Regions from separate parts of the Mus musculus genome. Here region 2 is linked to region 1. The links are chromatin loops, found by intact Hi-C in ENCODE. Cell type or tissue: heart. All regions are shown on one strand.

What was found. A loop is a pair of places that touch in the nucleus more often than their neighbours do. Peaks named below come from ENCODE experiments on the same cell type or tissue, not always from the same donor. Only the 100,000 strongest peaks of a DNase experiment are listed, where the experiment ranks them.
Region 2: it touches region 1 in a loop (2.2-fold over the local background); 2 of 42 quality-filtered maps call a loop at or near these places.

What each region holds. Positions count from the first base shown.
Region 1 is chr11:85,514,342-85,522,341 of GRCm38, reverse strand. All of the region lies in intron 15 of Bcas3 (breast carcinoma amplified sequence 3), which reads right to left. Among named protein-coding and RNA genes, the nearest start is that of Bcas3, 170 kb to the right of the region's middle. In heart, CTCF peaks have their summits at 1,842 and 4,134 (motif pointing left); DNase peaks (open chromatin) are centred at 1,091 and 1,971; H3K27me3 peaks cover 1,694 bases.
Region 2 is chr11:85,756,457-85,764,456 of GRCm38, reverse strand. The region is part of intron 22 of Bcas3 (breast carcinoma amplified sequence 3); the gene reads right to left. It overlaps Mir5110 (microRNA 5110), which reads left to right and starts at 3,755; the gene lies at 3,755-3,841. In heart, no CTCF peak of the experiment used is centred here; DNase peaks (open chromatin) are centred at 3,496 and 4,286; H3K27ac peaks cover 1,107 bases; H3K27me3 peaks cover 2,195 bases.

The DNA.
Region 1 (8,000 bases):
GCCTTTTCCCCTAAGATTCAAATTCCTGCCCCAAGTTGCAGTTCCAGCATATCACACTAGCGCTTGAAAGGCTGAGGCAGACTTGCCTTGAATTGAAGCAAGCAATGGCTAAACAGCCAGTACCAGGCCAGCAGGGCTACACAGCAATAATCCATCTTGAAATAACCAAATGGAGCACCCTGGGACACTGCACTTGCCTCTGAAGCAAGCTCCGTTCAAAGATAAAAACTGTATTATTTCAAAACATCAGAGTCTGACATCCCTGAGAGCAGTCGGGCACAAGCACGGCACAGGCGCAGCATCCCACCTCAGCAGCCAGCCTCAGTAGCCCTGAGCACCTACTCTTCATCCTTATCTCACAATTGATTTGTACCATGACACAGAGGAGGTAGATTTACAAAATACTACCTCATTTACATGGGTACACATATGATGTATAAAAGTATCAGGAATTCAGTCAGAAGCAAAAACAAACAAACAAACAAGCAACCACACTGTGCACTGAATTAGCTGCAATCCATAAAATATACCTTGTTTTTCTTTATGCAGTTAGCAAGTTTGTTTGAACATTTTCCCAGTATGACCTTGAATTCATGGAAACCCTCCTTTCTCTATTACCCAAGTTCAGAGACTGCAGAGAAGTACCAGCATAAAACCCTATAAAAACAGTACTAAGTAACACATGGAAAACTAATATGAACAATATGAGTTTTTTTAACCATTCCTTCTGAGGGACAATCACATTTTAAAATCGGAAGTTTCACACGGTGACAACACCTGAATCCTGGTACTCCTCAGGAGGAAGCTGGTGGATCAAAGATTGAGGTCACCCTTGGCTACATAGGAATTTTAAGGACAGCCTGGGCTACGAGACAATTTCTTAAAAACAATTTTTAAAAATAGTAAATACATATGTTGTGTTGAATAACAAATATAACTAGAAAATATAACCAACTTTCTTAATAATAAAAAATTAAAGATTCAAAATTTAAATGGTAGCCTTTCTTCTCTGCACATCCCCCAGGCCCCAGGCACTACTGTTCTCTGGCCCTTCACCCTCCTCCACTGCTAACGGAAGCCTTCCTGCTTATTACCCATGACTGTTAAGAATATTTTCTGGCTCTATTTCAGCATCATGACTCAGGTCATGAGAAGTGTCAAAGATGCATTTCCTTCAGCTGGGAACGAGCACCAGATCTCAAGGGCACAGAGAGGCTGGAGCGTGGTGTAGAAGGCCACATCAGCAGTTCCTGATGAGGAAGAGAAACCCTTTGTACTCGAATGCATTTTCATTCCCAGCTTGAAAACAGGTGCTTACACACACCAGTTAAGGAAAACAAACAGGAAACTGATGCTCAATTATAGCTCCCTAAATAACCAACAAATCCTGAAATAAAACTGTAAGCAAATAAATAAATAAATGGTATAAATTTAGCACATTTTACAAATATTAGAATGAAATCAAGATCTAGATGGCTAGCTCCAAGTTTGCAAAGGTGCATTTATGAATTAACCTCTGTGCTGTAGAATGTCCTTGAGCACTAGAAGCATGGGGTTCTTCGACAACAGCCTTGGACGCAGCACACCTGCAAGGGAGAAAGCCCTAGCCTCCTGGGACCCTCGACTGTGAGGGCCTGGGTGACTGCAGGAATGTCCTATTCATCTATCTATACGACAGACACCTGATCTTTTTTCCACATCTATGACTTTTATAAAAGGTGAAGCTGTTTCATCCCGTGCCGTGTCAATGCTAGAATGAAAAGCGATAAATCGTTTGCTACCCAGGATAGACCTTGACACTGAACATGAAAAGCTGGTCTCTTCTGCAGTCACCAGGAGGAGCCATGCCCTCAGGACTCCTCTGTCCACTCTGAAATACTTCTCTCTGGTGCCTCATTGTGGCTTGAGAAATTCTCACCTGCACAAACACTTGAGCCCAAGTGAGCAGCTCTTCCAATGAACCGGAAATCCCTTCCCTTTCCTCGTCGCCTCCCAGCTCCCACGCCATCCACCGTGGAGCACGGGGACCCCTCCCACCTCCCACGTGCACATAACCCTGACACAGTGTGAACCCACTCTTCTTTTTCTCGTCTTTCTTCATATTTTAACCATTTTGTAAGCTAACATTACCAACACCAGATTTACAATTCCTCTTCAGATAGTCAAACCGCAATACTAGTCTGCCTGTTCCACTCAGCTCCAACTTGTCACTTGGGTGTTTTAGTAATTAACAGCTCTAAGAGGCATCTGTCCTGAGAGGGTTACTGACTCTCATTGCCTTCTGTACTTTCTTCAAGACCAAATACTGAAAACATTGCTTCCAAATGTCTTTCTCTGGAGTACAAAGGGGACACCTTCCTGGTCCCCTCTGGGATGAGTTATCTACCTAACATTTTGTCTTTCTCGGAAACAACTAAAATGTCTTCCTCTGTAATTCACAGAAATCTCTCTAGAGCAACAGAACTAGGACAGAGTACTTACTCACAGAAAAGGAAAGAATAAGAACAGGATCCCTCACTCAGAGAAAAGTAAGTTTTCGCAGTTTTCTAGATCTTTTTTAACTCTTAACACTAAAATATTTTACCTTCCAAAATTATCAAAACCAACTTCAGTGTTTGTAGTCTTTTTTTTTTTCTTCTTTTTGAGGCAGGGTTTCTCTGTGTAGCCCTGGGGGTCCTGGAACTCACTCTGTAGACCAGGCTGGCCTTGAACTCAGAAATCCGCCTGCCTCTGCCTCCCAAGTGCTGGGATTAAAGGCGTGCTCCACCACCGCCCAGCTCAGAGTTTGTAGTCTTAATCCTGTTTTTATGCCTGAAATGGAAGATAGACTGATCCCTTCACAGGGAAGATAATCAATCATTCTGTATTGACTTTTACTTCACAGGTATGAGTGTTTACATGCATGAGTGAGTGTGTGTGTGTGTGTGTGTATACCACCTGCAATGACATTAAATTCCTGGGAACTGAACTTACAGACAATTGTGAGTCAACATGTAGGTAACAGGAGTTGAACATAGGTACTCTGGAAGATCAGACAGTGCTCATAACGACAGAGTTGGAGGGGCTGGAGAGAAGGCTCAACAATTTTAAAAAATTAAATAATGAAATAAAAGCAAATTAGTAAGTAATAAAACTAAAGACTGAAACAGTCATTTTCATGTAGTGGTCAAGGATATTTTGGCTTCATCACAGCAATGAGTCTAGGTGTCAGTACTTCAAAATCTATCCAGTGTGAGCACAATGTCAGTCAGAACTACAATGCCAGTCAGAACTACAATGCCAGTCAGAACTACAATGTCAGTCAGAACTACAATGCCAGTCAAAACTACAATGCCAGTCAGAACTACAATGCCAGTCAGAACTACAATGTCAGTCAGACAAAGAAGAAAATTAAACAATGGAGATAATAGCTTAAAAAAAAGACAAAAACCTGTAAAAACATTAAACAATAGAAAATAACATAAGAAAAGACATGATAGTAAGAGAAATGTTCAAAGAAAAGTCTCTGTTAGAACACACTGTGGGGACAAGAATGCAGTAGGACATGGGATGGTGGCAATGGGGAATCTCTCACAAATACAAAAACACAAAGCACAAACAGGAGCTCCAGGCCCAGACAGGAGAGCCAAGATTCATCTCACAGCAGCTTTAGAAAGGGGCATACAGGAAAACAGTGGAGAAGAAACAAGAAGTGGAAAGCAGAGGCTACTGGGGACTAGATAAGGGAAGGAAGGACAGGGCCAATCAGTGGTAAGAACAGAGAGATGAGCTGACAGCACTAACAGTGCCTGAATCATGGCATCCAGACAACTGCTGGTTTACAAAAAAGCAGGACACACATGCTCCGGGACAGGAGGGCTGGGAGCACACTGACAGCACTTAGGAAATAACACAACTAAAATGTTTCCATTCACAGCAGTCGTCAAGAGTCACACACAGGAAATGAACATCTGTACAAAGTACTCAAAAGAGCTGTAAGTTGGTGATAATACAGAGTCCACATCCTTGTGAAGAATTTGGAGAAGAAAACACAGAAAACACAAGAAAACGAAGAGATGCCATGGTGGTATCTGCTCCCAAGATACCCAGGTTCAAGCCCTGATGACAGGAACAGAAAAGCTGAGAGCACACTGCCCTCTAGAGGTAGCATGTTTCATTAACCATTAAATGCTAAACCCAAACTGTTCATGATTTGCAAATGCAAATTTGTATTCATAAGCAAAAAAAGCAAATTGAAAGATTGTATTTGCATCAAGTGATAATTACATTAAATTTATATTTATTTTATATTTTCTTGTTGCATTTATTTTAAAGGAGTTTATCTAAACAACATAAAAGATTACAGTAGTTAAATTGGGTTTAATTTTATGTTTAAAACATTTTTAGACAGCACTGTACACTAACAGGCTCCTGAGGGTTCTCATAGCTTACTTTACTTCTCTCACACATGGGACTACGTATGCCTCCATTTGGCTGGTGTGAGTAGTGCCTGTGTATGTGTGTGCACACAGACATTCCACGACATGTTTCTTGTTCTAGTGCTTCCCTGCTCAAAGAGTCTCTCACAGACCCCAGAGCTTTGCAGGCCCAAGACTGGCTACCCAGTCAGCTTGCTCCGGGGATCTTCGTGACTACTCCTCCCAAGTGCTGGAACTAGAGGCGGCTCCTGCAAGATAAACGTCCATGTGTGTAGCAAAACTACACACTGAGCCATATCCTTATGCACTCTATGTCCCTCTTAATACTTCTGTGAACTACACACTGCTATAAAGATTATGAACTACTAGAGGTGCTATCTTTCTTTAATAGTTTTTTTCAATTAGTGACTTAAAAAGGATAATTTGAGATGGGATATCACCTATCAGCATTAGGCTGGTCCCAAATTCATGACAATCCTCCTGCCTCAGCATCCAGAGTACTTAATCACAGACTTGTGTCATATCTTGGCTTCTTATGTGGTTTTTAAATTAGACATCTTGCTGTGTGAGGCTACCCTTTCCCAAACATTTGCATAAAGAACTCATCCTCTATCTCTGCACAATTACAGAAAATGACATGAAAATATTGAAAATGTGGGTGGTGTTGGTGTATAGTAAATGTCAAAATGAGCATAGAGTTATGCCAACGTTTTCAGAGGATGCCTCGGGAACCAGGAAAACATTAGGTTTTTACAACAGATTAGAAGCAAGGCTTCACTGACCTCAGGCAACAGGCTACAAGGAGAGAGCAAACTCCAGGTGCTAAGCGACCCAAGGAGGGCTCTCCCACATGGCGTGTCTGCACCATTTATATACTCTGTGTCAGATGAGGCATGGAATTTAAAGCAGAACTTCAGCGCACATGATTGATTTTTCTTGGCAAAAATTAAAACACTTATGGAAACTCCACTCCACAAGTAAACAGTGACTAGAAGGAACAGTCAGGACATGGCACTCTGGTGCTGCTGACTCCCAAGGAGGTGAAGCTATGTGAGGAGCTGGGTGGCTGCTGCATATTTACAATAGGATGCGGTCTATATCAAGAAAACTCCCTATCGACCAAAGTAAATAACTACAATAAACCATCAAATGAAGGCTGTAAACAGTCTCCAAGTGGTAAGACGGGAGTGCCGTACACACAGATGCTAAAAAGACAGAAAGACTGCTGGACTTGTAAGCCATTTGCTGAAATATAGCAGCTCTGGGTCCAAGAAATGAGAGGCCTCCTTCAAAGTCCTCAAACCTCAGGTTGGGAGGGAGCAGGGTCTGGAATTCAGTTGTCAGATGCTGCAGGCCTGGCACAACTCCTTCTCCAGACCAAGCCAGAAAGAAGCTGGGTTAGGGGACATACTCAAACCTTGGGAGGTGGAGGCAGGAAGGGAGAATCAGTGATAAAGGGTAGCCTTGGCTACGTAAGGGGTCACATAGTTACACATAACTACTAGTGAGGCCAGTCTGGGTTATCCAATGAGACCTAGGAAGAACGGAGGGAAAAAGAGGGAGGGACAAGAGAGGCAAAGGGAGGTCAGTGAGTCCTTAAAAATCTCAGGACAGGGCAGACACTATATTCTTAAACCTAAAAGGAAAACCTACTTCACAAGATAAAGAAACAGGAAAAGTAAGCAGGGCCAGTGTGGTGGGTGAGCAAGGGCTTGCAGCCAAAGTCTGACTCTTCACTTGAGCTCAATCCCTAGGCCCACACAGTGAAGGGAAGACAGGCAACTCCCAAAGATTATCAGAAACACGTACGTACATATACAACCACACACACATACACACGCAGACACAAGCACGCACCTAAAGAAACAAATGTAAAAAGCACATCTATCAACTATGTGAGCTCACGTGTGGAACCGTGACTAGTGCCACTTTCAACTGCGGATTTGTATCATCTCCCACTTTAGAAATACTCACAAGCTAATGTCCATACTGAAAGCAATTAAAAGCAAAGAAATAAATTCAAATTTTTATTTCATTCAGTAATATTGTTTACTTACATTGTTTTGTTAAAAAAAAAAAACATGAGAAATGAATCAATCCTGCACACTGCTGACGAACAGCAGCAAAGTTTGAGTGACAGCAGTTGATCCATACGCACTAAGCACTATTCTAAACACTGAAATTTCAAAGGTAACCGTGCAAGACTGGGCATATTATTACCTCTGCTTCATAGGTAGCGAAAACCAGGTCTCAGTAGGGAGACGGAGCAATTTGTCTAAGATTACAGCCCGGAAGAAGTCTAACCCTAGGTCCTCTATTACCCTAGGCCCTCTATCCACACACAGCTCAGTCACAGAGACTAGGAAAGTCATCAGCAGAAAGGTGAAAGGCCCTGGATTTGATCTCAGCATCACAAATAAACGGAAAAGCCAGATGGAAATGCTGAGCAATTGATGCAGGAAACAGAACAGAAAAGACAGCTTTTCTTAGGAAAAAGCAGGACTGTATAACTGCAGGAGGTAAGAGTGCAACTCCAGATGTAGCAGGACAGACAGACAGAAAGACAGTTAAGCTAGCTGGAAGGCCGTTGCCACATCATAATTTAAGTGGTGAACCTACAGTCTACGTCCCACCTTGGTCTTGATCATTCAGCTGCACTGGCCATCATCCACTGCCAGCACCTACATCTGGGAAAACAGACCAAGTCGCCTGCAGCCCTAACTTTCTCCCACTATCTTGCCCCTGTTAATATTACATTCTAAAAGAAGGAATAAAAACATGACACCATCAATACTTGTGGTGCCAATTTTCTAACTAAAATCCCCTTAGACAAATTCCTTACACCCCAGCAAACTGTTCTGTCTTCTCTGTCACTAAACTGACTGTCAGCTCCAACCTTCACCTAACCAGATGCTGGAACTTAGCACAGTCACCACCATCCTCCTGGCTACTGGCTACCTCCTGTATATGGTTTCCCACTTCGTGTCACTTGCTAGTAACTTCTGGATGACACTTCTTACCAGGAGCTCCAATCCTGCAGGTGCTGTCAATTGAAGCCTTCCTCCCGGTCACTATCCCCATGCAGATGCATTCCCAGTGATTCCAACCGTGCTAGGAACACGGGAAGCCTTACCCAGTGTCCAGATACACACAGGTCACCCCAGCATGCCACCCGGGCTACAATAGGAGACCCCGTCTCCCAAGAGATGTAGAAAGACAGGATAGAAAGACCCTGTCTCCACTCTCAGAGTGCGCTCTCCTCCATACAAGTCCTCCCTCAGAGCACCCAAACCAGTCTTCTCTCACTCCTGTTTCCAAAACCCACCACGGAGTTCCCATCAGCTAAGTAGATACATCACTACATGGGACCCTCTGTGCTTGACCAGAGCAGCTGTCTTACTGCCCCCTTAGTACAGCAGGTGTATTCTCAGCTCAGCATTTAGAAGTGCTGCTGTCCACTCATAGCCATTAGATCTTTGCTCAATATCACTGTGGTGACATCCACAAACAGGATGGTAATTTAAAGTTGAAATCATTTCAAGACATTTCCTAACTTCTATTCTTTTTTGAGACAGGGTCTAA
Region 2 (8,000 bases), 240 kb before region 1:
GCCAGAGCACCAATGCCGAGCCCATTGTAAAGAACTAGAAGACGAGGGTTACAAGTTCAAATGTTTAGCAGGTCCTTATTTCTACCTGTCTCTCCAAAGTCTCCTGTAGCCCAGGATGACCTTAAACCGGCTATGTAGTCAGAATAACTTTGAAGTTCTGGTCCTTTCCACTCTGCCACCCAAGCGCTGGCACTACAGTTAAGTGCCAGGATGGTTTTTACATGTTAGGGATCACACACCAGGCTCTGTTCATGCTAGAATAGCACTCTATCCCAGGAGCTGATTCTCAGTGCACTGCTTTCATGCCCAGATCCCCTTGAGCTACTGGGGCTTAAGGAGACGAATAAATGTGTGTCCTCTAACTCTTGGGACCACAGCTTACATATGCAACAGTTTCAGAGCTCTGTGAGCCCTATGCTTCACAGTGCAGGACAATGAGGACCAGAGGAGAGAAAAGACATGCACAAGGTCACATGGCTTCCCAGTACAAGCAGGTCAAGACCCAGGTTTCAGGATGTCTGGTACAAAGCTCTTTCTGTGCTGAGGTGGTCAGCTAGAACACAGCCAATATAGCTGTGGTGATTATCATGCCAACAGCAAGGAATGCACTCTCCAGCATGGGCCAAGGGAATGATGGTTAACATTTAACATCATGGAAACAACTTCAAAGACACTGCAGCTGGACTCTAATAATGGGGATGAAAATGCTGAGACGAGCAGAAAGCTGCAGGTGGACATCTTCGGCTGGAAATAGCATATGGCCCCAGAGCAGGAGTTCTCAGAAGCCCGAACTGGTCCTTACCATGGGGTCAGGAGATGGGAACTGTCCCACAGTCTGTGGTTCAATGTGCTCTTAAGCTGTGTACCCCTTACTAATGCCACAGGACACGGATGAATGTCTATGCCTGCCATCTAGGGGAGAGTGTGGCTGCCGTGGACAAGGTGGGGGGAGGAGGGGAGAGATGGCGCTTCCTGGGTGGGCTTCTAGAAAGGCCAAGGATGGCAGGAAGGCAGGGATCAGAGCCTTTCTCATAAAAGCCTAGCAATGACATGCACCAATTAATCAAATATAGGGGTAGGAGTGGGGAGACAGGACAGGGAAACTGAATGCAATACTGACGTACAGTCGCCCCTGTGTTCTGCAAGGTATTGGATCCAGGCCCCACTGAAGATACCAAAATGAGTGCTGTGCAAGACCCTTGTATAACACAGTATAGTATGTGCATGTAGCCTATGCATACGCTCCTGCAACTCACACATCTCCATGGCCTCTAATACCTGATACAACATGAATGGCATGTAAACAGTTGTTAAGCTGTATTACTTAGGAAATAATTCTTACAAGTAAAGTCTTTAAAACTTCTATATAGATGCATTTTTCCTGAATATGTCCACCCTCCCACCCATCCATCCACCCACCCATCCATCCATCCACCCACCTACCCACCCTTTCATCTATCTAGATAGGGTCTTTTTATGTACACTGGCTGTCCTGGTACACCCTATGTAAAACAGGTCATTTTCTTTTGAGACGGGATCTTATGTTGAATCCCAGGCTAGCCTTGAGCTCATGACAGTCCTCTTACCTCAGTCTCCTAGTGCCTGACTGCAGGCATGCACTTGAATGCCCATTTTTTTTAAAAAAAAAAATAAATTAGACTCAGAGATAAGACAGTAGTCTTTAGATACTTGGAATTCTCCAAAGTATAGTGGTACATATGTCTATAACCCTAGTACTCAGAAGGTTGAGGCAGGAGAATTGCTAAAAGCTGGAAGCCAGCCTGGTCTATATGTAGCTCTGTGTCAAAACCAAACTAGTGGAGTGTGGTAAGGCACTCCTGTAATTCTGAAACCTTGGTAGGCTTGTGCAGAAGAACTGCTTCAATTTTAGCCTCAGAATAAGAGAAGGGAGCTCAGAGTTTTTAAGAACGCAAAGCAGTGAAAAGAAGTACGATGCGATATTCACCTCGGGACTGCGGAAGAGGTTCCCAAATGACACCAGCATTATCAGAGTCTTGTGTGGAAAAAGGGATTTTGTATCATGTGATAGCAGTTTCATAAAAGGGCCAGCAGTGGTTGGAGTGAGCTTCTTGCTATTGAACACATGAGAAAATTCCTTATAGGGAAAATGGTGAAACATAATTTAAGTTGAAACTGTTAATGTACTAATCTTAAATAGCAGAACTGTTGAACGTTACCAGAGGAGCCTAGCCTAGCGCGTAGTGCCTTACATGCAGTTTAGCAGATAGATGCTGGGTAGAGAAGGAACTGCAGCCTCTTCTATTCATCTCTTCCTTCCATCTCAGAAACCAATGAAGTACAGCTCTAAGAGCAGCCTTGTGATCATGGCCTCTGCAGCTCTAAGAATGGCAGCTGAGATCCTTGTCAAAGTGTACCTCCCACTGGGGCAAGGAGCTGTGGGGCTTTAAATCAGACATTATTCTAGGGAGCAGAGGATAGCAAATATAAAAGGAAAAACCCTAGCCTTGAAGTACTCAGAGAAGAAGAGACACGGGACCCGCCGTGACTAAGAAGGTGGCACCAAAGTGGTGGCACTTAGGGTGACACATGAAGGAGAAGTGAGTGGCATCTGGCAATGGAAGAGAAGGTGAGGTCTAGGGCACAACAAGGGACATCCTAGGAACTGGTGTGAGCAAAGGCACGGGGTACCAAGCAGGGTCGTGGTAAGAACACAGGCTCCATGTCAGGGAGGGCGGAGAATGGAAGCTGCAGAATCCTCGACGTGAGGGTGGAGGCTGCACAGGATCCCAGGAGGCGCTGGGCCACCTTTCCCAGGGGCTTCTTTGCTCTCTGGGAAGCCCACTAACTGAGGTGAGAACAGAGGCTGCATAGTTGGGGCAGGTGAGTCTGTGACACAGAGTGTGTGCCAAGCAGGTGGGCAGGAGCGCAGAGGGCAGCACGGGGATGCTTGAGAGAGGATTAAACGCATGTCCTCACAGAAGGAGGCTGAGGTCCAACAGCAGCAGACAGATGTGGTGGCTTCTGACAGTGTTTGCATCTGGAATCCCCTCCCCCCATAGTGGCTCAAATCAGTAATGTCTCCTAAAGGGAACCCAGATGGAGATGGTGTGTGAAGAGGATTATCTCCTCCCTGTCTATAATTTATTGGTCCTGAATATCAGGTTAGCAAGCTGAAGCAATTAAACATCAGGCCAGCTGTTTCAGGCAATTAGGTAACATTTTTCATTTAGAAGACCACACAACAGAGAAAAGACTACAGAGATAAGACCTGTGTTTTGATTTGCTAAGTCTCTGCTGCAGATAAAACCCAGCTTTTTGGAACCCTTCAGGCAATTACTATTTCAGGCTTGGCAGGAACTGGAGTCTGAAAGTAACTATTGGGCTTCTCTTGGCAAGGCTCAAAGCCACTGTAGCTGTGTGAATGTCCTAGGCAGTGGTAGAAGGGCAGGAGGAACCCAGGAGCCATAGAGCTATTAGGATGGCTGCTGCAGGCCCCATGGCTCAGAGGCGGCCAAACTGGGTCCTCCCACATGTTCTTAGAGAGGGAGTGTGGTCGGACGGTGGAGGCCCAGCCTACTCATGGGGATTCTGTGGCTGCCTGCCTGGCATGTGCTCTCGGCAATGCTGTGGGCCCTGCTTCCCCTCCCAGCCTTAGCTTCTTTTCTTTCAGAAGAAGGCTGAGGAGAATTCTTCTGCCTGAGGTGGGGGTGAGGGGTGTCAGAGGAAACAGGGGTGACTGGCAAGGTGCCAACTGGTACAGGCTTAGTACAAAAGCGGAGGAGGTAGAGGGTGGTGGAATTTGATGTCATCTCTGCCACTACTGGACAGGGCTACGTTGTTCTAGCCACTTGCCCTGAGTGGGCCTCAGTTTCCACAAAATCAAAGTGTGAGGAGCTGGATTCTTAAGGAGCCTTTGAGTTTTGATATTCTCCTATTCTGAGATGCCAAGAGAGATAAATCAGCAGGCTGAAGGCAAGCAAGCTTTTCTTTGAATGGAAAAGGGGGACAGGCTTTATGCTGCCAGCTGACTTCCCCACAGGATTCTGGGGCTGGCCCGGAGCAGGGAGACGGGGGCAGCTCAAGGAGACAGAGGGCTGCGTGCGGTTGCAGGCTGCCCAGCCTTGGAACCTCTCTTGCCTGAACTCTTCCACTTAATTGGGAGCTTGCCTTCCCAGCTGTGTATTTTTATCCTGGGCCCCAGAACCCAAACCCTGAGGTTTGTAGCCAGAGGCCGCTGCTTGTTTTCTCGTTAACCGCCTCAGCTCTGAGGTGCTTCCCAGGAAGTCATCACCCCGATGCAAGGCCTCTCCAGCAAGCAGGCCTCCAGGGAGGATGCTGAGTGAGAGGCACTGGAATCCAAGAGCTGTCCTCCAGCCTCGGAAATAAATCCCCCACACTGTCTGGCCCACACAAATCCCAGTTCAGCCCGGCCTCTCCTGTGGGGTTATTCTGGTAACAAAATGCTTGAGATCAGCAATTCTTTTCTACTCTTACCCACTCCCAGAGAGGAGCCAACTGGGCTATTCCTTAGGCTCCACTTTCTGTGTCTGAAATGTGGTTGAAAACTAATATTCCAGATGTTTCCTCAGATTTTAAGTTGAACCACAGATTAAGCTTCCTATAGGAAGACGGTCTGGCACAGGCTGGGAGGACAGTAAGTCTTCGAGGCTGGGTGTTTAAGCCACTCCACCCTTTGCCAGCTGCCTCGCCTTCAGAAGGTGCTGTAGAGTTTTTTTTCCAACCCCAGTTTCTTCTAGCAAAATAACAGCCTTTCCCTTTCTACCACACAATAACCACTGTGAGCCCAAGGACTGCTTAGTTCAACACTGTGCAGTCTAACGTTGATGGCTTCCTTAGCTGCTGAACCAGTGAGATCAACAAGACCAGAGACGCCAAGTGTCCAGCATCTTAGGGAAATCCATTTCTTTTCCCCAAGTGGTGGGTTCTCAGTGAAGAAGGAAGTCCTTCCTGTGACTATGGAAGTTACAGAAGGGCCAGCACATGAAAGAAAAGATAGTTAAATTTCTTTCTTCCTCCTTTCCTCCTCCTCTTTCTTTCTTTCTTTCCTTTTTTTTTTTTTTTTGTGTGTGTGTGTGTGTTAAGAACAGAGCCCAAGGACTTCTATGTTAAACCAGCTTTCTACCACTGAGTACATCCCCTGGCCCCAATTATTTATTATTTTATTTTGAGACAAGATCTTACAAAGTTGCTCAGTTGGCCTTGAGCTTGCTTGGTAGCCCAGGCTACAAATTCCAACTTGCAAACTTCCTGCCTCAGTCTCCTGAGTACCTGGGATTACAGGCCCATACTGTTACGTCAAGCTTCAGAGAGCCCCTTGACGGTAGTGTTATCTGCCCATGTCAGTGTTGACTCTGCGGCTGTGGCTAGAGCCTATGCTGGCAGTGGAAAAGGCTGATCATGGACTGATATTACACAGGGTGGCAGGAGCGTCTTCATTAGACCAATGGCTTCCTGGCCTTAGGGTCTTCCAAAGAGACTCACACAACCAGACTCGGGCACGGAACCCGGATTCTCGAAGGCTGCCGACACACTGGGCCATTGTTCTTGGACAGCAGCAACTCAGATCAAACTGGTGAGTGGGATTTTCCTTGCATTGGCTACAATACACATGTTTGTTCAAGAAAAAACAGTTGGAGCAAGAAGGCATGAATGTCTGCTGCGAAAGAAAAGCCGGTTTGTGTCAATTACAGTGGCAGATTATTCAGAGTTCATCCTGAAAGTCCAATTACCCCCCAAAGCATGAGCAAGGTCAGTGTCGCTCTGCAGTGCACCAACCACTCCAGCCACTTAGGCACAGATGTAAACTACACAGATCTGCCTGTTGGGAGAGGAGAGCGGCGGCCCACTAGCTTCCTGGCCAGTCTGTGTGGACACCACCATTCTCCTATTCCTGGGAGGATTTATCTGTCCAAAGAGGATCTCTGCAATGTGCAGATCTGGGACTCATCTTATTGCACTGTATCCACTGTTACTGGTGTGTGTGTGTGTGTGTGTGTGTGTGTGTGTGTGTGTGTGAGAGAGAGAGAGAGAGAGAGAGAGAGAGAGAGAGAGAGAACGAACATGAACAGTGGCCTTCAGAAGGACCCACAGCCCATCCTGATGATGAGTGAGGGTGTAAGCTTCAGGAGCAAAAGATCAAAGATCTGTCCCTGTTTTATTTCGAGCAGCACACCCCAAGCCATAGCCATTAGCAGATGAGATGTGAAATGACCTATTTACCTTATACTTGACTGAACTATGGCTAGGAAGCCCTAGGGATCTGCTTACCTCCACCCCCCAGTGCTGGGATTGTAACCGTGTGCTACTATGCCTTCCCTTTCTAATGTGGGAGCTGGAGATTAGCCTAGGGTCTTTGTGTTAGCAAGGCAAGTGATGCCTGAGCCAGGTTCCCAGTCCCCTTTTAGGGAGATTTAAGAGCAGCATTCCCCCATACCTGCTACTTCTTAAAGCAACACAGAAATTATTATACAATAAGTTTCTCAAAACAGTGAACAGCATGTCCTAATATGGACTTCAAAACAAATATGTAATATTTTCACAAGCCAGACAGCTTCAATAGAGATTCTAAGTTTAGACAGTGAAGGATCCATCCATCAACCACAGCAAGATCTAGTCTTTGAGATATGCTATTGTATAGAATCTCTCTCCTCTGCTAGAGTTAGCTGTTAAATTCCCCAGGACAGAGTCAGTATTTTAATCAGAATCTAATCTCTATGTATAATATCTCAAATATGAGGAAAATTTGTATATTTATAAAATAGGAATAAAATAGTTAACATTATTGAGAGTTAAACATTAAAAAAATTAGTTATTTTTATGTGTATGAGTGTTAGTTATTTTTATGTGTATGAGTGTTCTGCCTTCATACCTAGTGTCCTCAGAGGTGGGAAGGGGGGGGGGGTCAGACCTGAGACTGGGGTCCGAGATGGTGGCAAGCCATATGTAAGTGCTGGGAACTGAACCTGTGAGTCTTCAAGAAAAACAAATATTCCTCACAGCTGAGCCATCTCTCCAGCTCTGCAAATAAAGTTTTTATGGGTGGCTCCAGGCAATATTTTAAGTGTTCTACAGATAGGAACCCACTGAATTATCCTAACAATGCTAGAAGGAAGGTATGCTATGTTACAGATGCAAACATGGAAGCAGAAGTAGACACACATAAGGACCCCAAGCCATGCAAGGGAAAGAACCAAGGATACAATTTTAAAGATAGACAAATGACCCAAACCTGACACTTCTTAAAAGAAAACATACCAGTGAGCAGTGAATGCAATCCAAACCACTACGGAGTCATCACCTCACCCTGGTGAGGATAGAGAAGGCTGGTGAGGGCAAGAAGGGGGTTCCCACACACGGTGGGGAGAAAGTGGGGTTCCCACACACGGTAGGGAGAAAATGGACTCCCACACACTATGGGGGGGATAGTTTAGTATCACCGTGAAAATAATACGAAGGTTCAGAAAAAAACAACCAAACAACCACCATCACCATTTGGTGATTCTACCACTGGGTTTGTAGCCAAAGGAAATGAAATTAGCATATAAAAGAGGAATTTACACTCTCATCTTTACTATAGCCAAGACAGAATCAACCTGGGTGTCCACCAATGGGTGAATGGGTGAAGGAATGTTGTATTATAAAAAACTGATCTCATAAAAGAGTAGAATAAAGGCCAGTGGAGTCTAGGAGGGAGAGGGAGATGGAGGATGCAAAGGGGGTTGCAATAGAGAGCAAACTACAGTTAGGTAGGAGGAACCAGTTTAAAGTCTTACTTTCCAAAAGATTTCCAACAGAGAAAATTATAAATGCTAATTACTCAAAATTGATCATTACATTTACATATATCTAATTACCATAATTTATCCCATGAATACATATATGTGATTTAAAATAAAAAAGGCAGGCTGGGAACTGAAGTCCAGGGTCCAGGTGTTGTCCACTGAGGAGCCACACTGTCCTCACAGGTCACTTGGATCTTAGCCCTTTCTCTTGGAGAC